2 separate regions of the Homo sapiens genome follow, and region 1 is linked to region 2. Evidence: read pairs that join two places in POLR2A ChIA-PET (ENCODE). Cell type or tissue: MCF 10A. All regions are shown on one strand. Each heading gives the region's core, and the rest is flanking DNA. Links, peaks and the distances in the headings are about the cores only. Region 1 overlaps STYX (serine/threonine/tyrosine interacting protein). Region 2 overlaps LOC105370500 (a long non-coding RNA gene).

What was found. Peaks named below come from ENCODE experiments on the same cell type or tissue, not always from the same donor. Only the 100,000 strongest peaks of a DNase experiment are listed, where the experiment ranks them.
Region 1: POLR2A ChIA-PET joins it to region 2 with 7 read pairs; 6 of 35 experiments call an interaction of 5 or more read pairs at or near these places.

Annotation. Positions count from the first base shown.
Region 1 is chr14:52,750,611-52,755,008 of GRCh38, forward strand. It overlaps STYX (serine/threonine/tyrosine interacting protein), which reads left to right. Exons shown (of 11, transcript NM_145251.4): 4 at 73-170. Among named protein-coding and RNA genes, the nearest start is that of STYX, 23 kb to the left of the region's middle. RefSeq lists a silencer at 1,318-1,469. In MCF 10A, for the core only: no CTCF peak of the experiment used is centred there; no DNase peak of the experiment used is centred there.
Region 2 is chr14:52,833,715-52,838,112 of GRCh38, forward strand. All of the region lies in intron 1 of LOC105370500 (a long non-coding RNA gene), which reads left to right. Among named protein-coding and RNA genes, the nearest start is that of GNPNAT1, 44 kb to the left of the region's middle. RefSeq lists enhancers at 1,201-1,806, 1,807-2,411. In MCF 10A, for the core only: no CTCF peak of the experiment used is centred there; DNase peaks (open chromatin) are centred at 997 and 1,927.

The DNA.
Region 1 (4,398 bases), core at 214-4,213, 83 kb before region 2:
ATAGTAAGATGATGTTTGATATTTTAAAATATTTATCTTCCCTGTCCTCCCCCTGCTTTTTTTTTTATACAGCTACCTGTACTACAGAAACATGGAATAACCCATATAATATGCATACGACAAAATATTGAAGCAAACTTTATTAAACCAAACTTTCAGCAGTTATTTAGGTAAGAATTATTGCTATGATTTGTAAAACACTTAATGAAGTTTCATTTCAGGTTTTGTACCATCAGTTGTTTCTGTACATATCTAGTTTGTAAAAATGGGTCATATAGTACATAGTTTTTTAAAATAAATTTTACTTAAAATACTTAAATAAATTATGCCCATAATGCAGAATTCTAAAGGTTCAAAAGAGTGTATATTGTCAAGAAGTTTCTGGGAAAGTAAAAATAAAAAAGAATTTAAAAATAATGTATACTGAAAAATAGGTTTTAGTGTACATTATTTTATCTCTTGAGGGATAAAGGAATTGAGTATCTAGGGGATAGGTTTAGGGAAACAGCATCTACTGTTACCTCTTTATTGGGTAGTTTTTGAGTGTTAGGTTAAATTTATGAGCATAGTCTTATAGATAAATTTTTTTTTACATTGGCTTTCTTTTTTACTTTATATTTTTTGGAGATTGGTTTATATCGGTATGTATATCAAACTGCTTATTCTTTTTAAGTTGCATTGTAATCCATTGTATGGCTATACTAAAATTTATTCAATTAGTCTGTTAGATATTTAGATTGTTTCTGGCCTTGTACTAATATGTATAGCATATAGTGACTATCATTGTACATATTACTCAATTTATATGTGAGCATATTGATAGGGCTTATTTGCAGAATTGCTGGATATAAGAGTATGAACATTTTAAATTTTGATAGATGTTGCAGATTGTTTTCCAGTGCGTTGTATCAGTGTACATTCCCATTATCAAGTATGTGAGAGTGACTCTTCCCTTAGTATCTCTCCAAGACGGAATTGTGAAACATTTTTAATTTCTCAAAGTCTAATGGAGTAAAAATGGTATCTCATTTGATGTTCTTATTTATCTTGTAAGTTCAGTTGAGCATGTAATGGTTTTTAATGTTCTTTATTTTAACTTCATTTTTAAAATAGAGTATATTACGCATGGTACAAAAGTGAAAGGATATGTAAACATATATAATGAAAGTAACTCTACTTTTTCTCTTAACCCAAGCCACCTTGCTCCTATCCTGGGAGGCAGCTTCTTCCTTCAATATCTATGTAAAAGTATATATGTTAAAAATATTTTAGGCCAGCACGGTGGCTCACGCCTGTAATCCCAGCATTTTGGGAGGCCGAGGTGGGCAGATCACCTGAGGTCAGGAGTTCGAGACCAGCCTGGCCAACATGGCAAAACCCCATCTCTACTAAAACAAAAATTACCTGAGCGTGGTGGCACATGCCTGTAATCCCAGCAGCTCAGGAGACTGAGGCAGGAGAATTGCTTGAACCCAGAAGGCAGAGGTTACAGTGAGCCGAGATCACACCACTGCACTCCAGCCTGGGCAACAGAGCAAGACACCGTCTCAAAAACAAAACAAAACAAAACAAAAAAAAAACAGCGCTGTGGCTTACACCTATAATCCCAGTACTTTGGGAGGCTGAGGAGGGTGGATCACGAGGTCGAGATTGAGACTGTCCTGGCCAACACAGTGAGACCCCGTCTCTACTAAAAATACAAAAATTATCTGGGCGTGGTGGCACATGCCTGTAGTCCCAGCTACTCAGGAGGCTGAGGCAGGAGAATCACTTGAACCTGGGAGGCAGAGGTTTCAGTGAGCCAAGATTGCCCCACTGCACTCCAGCCTGGCGACAGAGCAAGACTCTGTCTCAAAAATAAAAAAAAAAATTTAATGCTCTGCTTTATTTTTACAATGAAACCAATCTATAAATATCTGTAAATACAAGATACATACTCTAAAATACATTGTGTGAACATATAATAGAATACTATGTAACCATGAAAAAGAATGAAATATATGTATGTGTTTGGATTTGGGATGATCTCCAAGATAATGCATTACATGAATAAAGCAGGGTGTGGAACAATGTATATATTTGCAATGTGTTGAGTAAATATATATATACTACATTCCATATATTTATTCTTAATATATGCATAGAAAATTTCTGGACCAAGAGGCTAGAAACTTCATAGTGATTGCTTCTAAGAAGGAAAATTCAGGGCCTGTGATGGTAGAGGGACGTATTTTTCTTTCGTTTTTAATTTTGTTTTTTTTTGTTGTTGTTGTTTTTTTTTTTTTTTTGAGATGGAGTCTCACTCTGTCACCCAGGCTGGAGTGCAGTGGTGTGATCTTGGCTCACTGCAACCTCTGCCTCCTGGGTTCAAGCGATTCTCCTGCCTCAGCCTCCTGAGTAGCTGGGATTACAGGCATGTGCCACCACACCCAGCTAATTTTTTTTTTTTTTTTTTTTTTGGACAGAGTTTCGCTCTGTTGCCCAGGCTGGAGTGCAGTGGCATGATCTCGGCTCACTGCATCCTCCGCCTCCCAGGTTTAAGCAATTCTCTGCGTCAGCCTTCTAAGTAGCTGAGATTACAGGTGCCCACCACCACTCCCAGATAATTTTTTTTGTATTTTTAGTAGAGACGGGGTTTCAGCATCTTGGCCAGGCTGATCTTGAACTCCTGACCTCTTGATCCACCTGCCTCAGCCTCCCAAAGCACTGGGATTACAGGTGTGAGCCACCGCACCTGGCCTAATTTTTGTATTTTTAGTACAGACGGGGTTTCACCATGTTGGCCAGGCTGGTCTCGAACTCCTGACCTCGTGATCTGCCCACCTCGGCCTCCCAAAGCACTGGGATTTACAGGCGTAAGCCACTACGCTCAGCCGAGGGACATATTTTTCATGGTACCCTTGATATCCATGGGGGATTGCCTCCAGGAACCCCCATGAATAACAAAATCCTCAGATGCTCAAGTCCCTTATATAAACTGGTGTAATATTTGCATATAACCTGTGCACATTCTCTCATATACATTAAATCATCTCTAGATTACTTCTAATACTTAGTACAGTGTAAGTGCTGTGTGAATAGTATTGGATTTTATTTTTATTATTTTTAGTGTTGTATTTTACCTTATTTTTTGTTAATGTTTTTTATTGTTGTCGGTTGAATCCACAGGTATGAAATTCTTGGATATGGAGGGCTGACTCTTTACTTTTGTAGTGTTTTTTTTTTACACCATATTTAGTTTATTAAAACTAGTTATTAAAAAGGAATATCCCAAAACACTGATTTTTTTTTTTTTTTTTTTTTTTTTTTGAGACAGAGTCTCGCTCTGTCATCCAGGCTAGAATGCAGGGCTCACTGCAACCTCTGCCTCCCAAGTTCAGGCAATTCTTCTGCCTCAGCCTCCTGAGTAGCAGAGATTACAGGCATGTGCCACCACGCCTGGCTAATTTTTGTATTTTTAGTAGAGACGGGGTTTCACCATGTTGGTCAGGCTGGTCTCAAACTCCTGACCTCGTGATCCGCCTGCCTTGGCCTCCCACAGTGCTGGGATTACAGGCGTGAGCCACTGCGCCCGGCCTGAATTTTTTATAATTATGAAAGAAATACTTTTTTTTTTTTCAAAGATAGGATCTTTCTCTGCTGCCCAGCCTGGATTGCATTGGCATGATTTCTGTTCATTGTAGCCTTGACCTCCCAGGCTCAAGCAATCTTCCTGCCTCAGCCTTCCAAGTAGCTGGGACTACAGGTGCACCACCGGATCGGGCTAATTTTTTTTTTTTTTTTCTAGAGATGGGGTTTTGCTGTGTTGCCCAGGCTGTTCTTGAACTCCTGAGCTTAAGCGATCTACCCACCTCAGCCTCCCAAAGTGCTGGGGTTACAGGCATGAGCCACCACACCTGGCCATGAAACACTTATTCTTTATAAGTACTTCGGAAGGTATAGAATGACACCAAGAAAAATATTTAAATCATCTACAGTTCCACAATTCAGAGAAAACACTTTTGTTAACATTTGGAATATTTCCTTTTAAATCGTTCTCTGTTGTGTATGTGTATTTACGTATATATGCATAGAATTATTAAAGAAAATGAGAATGTTGTATTTTAAAATATCAAACTATATAAGGTGAAACTAATCTTAAGAAAAAACAAAAAAGCCAAAAAATCATACTATTCATTTCTAATGTGTACAGACTTTTTGTTTTAAATTATAATGTTGTTTGTGCAGGTTCTTTATCCTAATGGAAGAACCATTTCTCCTTAAACTTTTACAATACTAGCTTCTTAGAGATTGATAGTTCTACTAGCAGTGCTTGACACTGAAAATGTTATGCGTTAAAATATTTAATTTCATTCTGAGTTAACATTTTTCCCCTGAAGCATTATTTTATGTAACTGG
Region 2 (4,398 bases), core at 176-4,175:
TAATTTTTGTGTTTTTAGTAGAGACGGGGTTTCTCCATGTTGGCCAGGCTGGTCCCAAACTCCTGACCTCAGGTGATCCACCCACTTCGGCCTCCCAAAGTGCCGGGATTACAGGCATGAGCCCCCCCACCCCACCCCCCCCACCCCTCCCCCCTGCCGGCTCGCCCGGCTCCAGGTGCCATCAATTTTGATGCAAAATTTCTAGGGAAATTGTTCAGTTAAAGGCAGTTTTCACAAAACTCAGAGTCAAATCAATATCAGATGTAATTTCCCCACTAGAACTTCATTAGGATCGCACAGGATCCTTGATATGAAACATATACCCTACTGATGCCTGACTAAATGAATCTCGTGGCCCCATGGTTCTCTACTACGCTTTCCTCATCTAGGTTTTCCTCTTTGCCTTGGGCACAGTCAGTGGGTACGACAGACTTTTCGTCTGAGGTTTAGTGACTAAAGAGTTCATTCTGAATTAGAGCTGGACTTGGGAATTAGAACCAGATCTGTTCTTCAGCTAATTAGTCCATAACATAAGACAAAACTAAGGGCTTCAGTTTTTAAAAAATTAATGAGAAGACATTGAAGTCACTGGCAACAGGCTTTTCCAAAATATGTTCTCTTAAGCCTTATCTAATGTATTTTATAAAAAACTAAATATAATTAAGCTACATTTAGCCCATAACAAGCTCTGGCTTTTTTTTTTTTTGTTTTTTTTTAAACAGAGGGGAACATTTGATTAAATTACTATTCATCTGAAAACATTTGATGGGGGAAAAATCCATTAGATGCATGAAGACAGATAACATTGAATAGTTAATTGGAAACAATCACATGATGTAATACAGATAACTAAGGAAAGGGGTCTTGCATCTGAAATACATTTTTATGTGCTGGTTGCAATATATTTTATAGTCCAGTTGAAATTGCTGTCATGGAACTCTTTGGACCAAAAATGGAAGTCATATAGTGTATCACATTACATCTTCATTTTGGCTGACTCATTGTGTTGGCATGTTTTTGCTACAGATGAATGTAGAGATGGTTCACATCATACTTTAGAAAATATGTCTTTGGATAACAGAACAGAACGTGATTAAGGAGAATTCTGAATTATTAGGCATTAAAAAAAAACTAAAGGCATTTTCTTTTGGCCAATGAAAATAGCTTAGTGTTTTTTTTTTTTTAAAAAAAAAGAAAAAACAACAGGAAAAATATTAGAATTTGATGAGGGGGGTACATATTTAGGTTATTACCAGTTAGCTAATTACCAGGCAGAAATCCCCAGGTAGCAGATGTTACTTTTGTGAAAAAGAAAGCTTTTTTGTGTTACTTAGAAAACTTAATGAATAAAACAATTGCCATTGAAAAACCTAAATACGATTCTCCCTTAGAAACAAACTAATTGTGGGGCCTATAACCAGAGTCAGGAAGTTAGTGATAAAGTTAATGAAGACAAATGGCCCGGTTACCTAATCCCATCAATGCCTCTTCCCTGGAAACCCAAATGGCCTTGGGCCAAAGGGAGATCTGCTAATACTACCTGCAGAGAAGAGGTTTCCAAGCACTTTTCTAAAGTACTTTCCATTATTTACCCTACAGGAGATTAGGTGTGATGTGAATGCAAAGCAGTTATTTTCATTAATGAGAGCCACCCGTGACTCCCTGGACACCTTGACAGAGGACAAAGGCATGTTTCTTTCTCATGGTTTGAAGGAAATAAATTGTTTCCATCTGAATGAATCTGTACTGGCCAAATGTAGAAAGCAGTTGCATGTCCAGGGATAAATTCTGGCCTTTGCCTTCCTACTTCAAGTGGTTTTCCACCCCTTAATTTACCTAAATGAAATTTAGAGAGGCTGCTCCACACTTCCTCCCAAGGAGACAGCTTCTCCAGTGAGTCATGCAGACAGACACCCTCCAGCCACCAGGGCGTGTTCTCTTTTAAGCACAGACAGGGCGGCGTCTCAATGGCCTCCCACGTCACCGACAGTGACGGCAGCCCCCTCCAATTTCTTGGAGTGGGTTGCAGACTCTGCCAGGTGCCACAGCCCTGAGAAACCAAGGAACATGTCTAAGGAGCCTACAGAGTGGGAGGGAAATGCGGGTAACTGAGGACTGTTGCGCCTCACCTGTCTAACAAGAGCAGCATGTGTGCCCGTATGTGGGGGCGAGGGTTGAAAGGGTACTGGGCCTGGGGTGGGGTAGGCAGGTGGTGATAGTAAATGGGTGTAGGGTTTTGATTGCCTGCAACAGGATTTCAAGCCTTAGGCATTGTTTTTTAAATCCCTGATTTAATTAATTAATTAATGTATTTATTTATTGAGACGGAATCTCTCTGTGTCGCCCAGGCTGGAGTGCAATGGTGCAATTTCAGATCGCTGCAACCTCCACCTCTTCGGTTCGAGTGATTCTCTTGCTTCAGGCTCCCAAGTAGCTGGGATTACAGGTGCCTGCCACCACGCCCAGCTAATTTTTGTATTTTTAGTAGAAACGGGGTTTCACCATTTTGGGCAGGCTGCCCTCGAACTCCTGACCTCAGGTGATCCGCCTGCCTCGGCCTCCAAAGTGCTAGGATTACAGGTGTGAGTCATCGTGCCCAGCCTGAATAATTTTTTTTCTATTCTCCCAGGAGGGCTTGGATATAATCACTAAATTTTCTAGCTTTTAGAAGGTCATGAACCTATGGGTTCTATGGACAAATACTGTTGGATTTTATTTACCAGAATGCAATTAGATGATCAGATAAATTATTGGTTACTTTGCCAGTAACTATGATTCCCATGGGACTATTGCTTTTGAAATGCCAACATTTTAAAGCCTTCCAAGGTTCCTGCTGTGTATTAAAGAAAAAACTAATCTGACACACTTATTAAAATAGTAAGGCAGGCCGGGCGCAGTGGCTCATGCCAGTAATCCCAGCACTGGGAGGCCGAGGCGGCGGATCACGAGGTCAGGAGATTGAGACCATCCTGGCTAACACGGTGAAACCCCGTCTCTTCTAAAACTACAAAAAATTAGCCGGGCGTGGTGGCGGGCGCCTGTAGTCCCAGCTACTCGGGAGGCTGAGGCAGGAGAATGGTGTGAACCTGGGAGGCGGAGCTTGCAGTGAACGGAGATCACGCCACTGCATTGCAGCCTGGGCGACAGAGCAAGACTCCATCTCAAAAAAAAAAAAAAAAAAAAAAAAAAAAGTAAGGCAGACTTTGTTCAGGAGAATTGTAGTAAGAGCTTTGAAACAGAGAGATTGAGCTCAACTCTGAATATAATCCAGACAGCTGAGGTTTTATGGCCAGGAAGCAGAGTGAGGGGGTCAATGGATGGAAATTACTAAGAGATATCAAGGATAAGGGGATTCTTGCTAAACTAATAACGTAGGATTCTTGCTGAAGACAGGTCGAGGACTTACATGTCAAAGGTCGGGGATGAGGAACTTGATCAGATATTGAGGGGTGGGGATTCTCCAGGATTCTTGCTAAAACTGGGTTTATGGAGACCCAGCAAGGACAGGCGAATAGGGTCTGGGGCAGGGAACCTAAGGATTTCCTAGAGCTAAATCCAACAGAAAAACCCCAGCTTTCTAAGACCAAGTAAATATCTTTGTAACTCTACTTCAGTTACGACAGGAAACATCCTCTTCATTTGCATAGGAGGTACACCAACTAAATAACTTTGTAACCTCACTTCAGCCTCTTCATTTACATAGGGCATACACCAAGTAACCAGTGGGAAACCTCTAGGGGGTATTTAAACCCCACAGAATTCTGTAACCCCGCCCTTGAGCCCCTTGTTCAGGTAGCCCCCATCCTGTGGAGTGTGCTTTTGTTTCATTAGATGTGTGCTTTTGTTGCTTCATTCTTTCCTGGCTTTGTTTGTGCGTTTTGTCCATTTCTTTTTTCAAAACGGCAAGAGCCTGGACACCCTCAACTGGTAACAACAGGGGCCAAGGTCCAGGCATGGTTGAGAAGAGGACTCAGAGGAGTCTGACCAAAGCGTGGCGAAGGAGAAGGCCGTTGTCATATGTACTAAATACGATTCTCCACTGCAGAAATGGGGAATGAAGGCTCTGGTGCAGTTAATCTGAGAGGGGGAAAAGCATTTCTCAGACTTGTGCTTGGGAGGTAATAAACACAGGGCTTCTATGCGAGGGCCATGATGTCTCTTCTGAAGGGTAGATACTAGTGCTGCTGGGGCCAGCAGGGTCAGCCATTGGGCCAGTTATTTCAGGTGCCAGCCAGAGCTTCCAGGCCTTCTAGCAGCCCAGCCAAACAATTTGCTGTTAAACTGGATCCAGAGAGACTTGGAAGTCTTGATTTATATTCTAGGGTCAAAATGGACTAATCAAATCACCTTGTATTAGTTTTAGATATTAAAAAGTTGAAAATGCATTTTAGATTATAA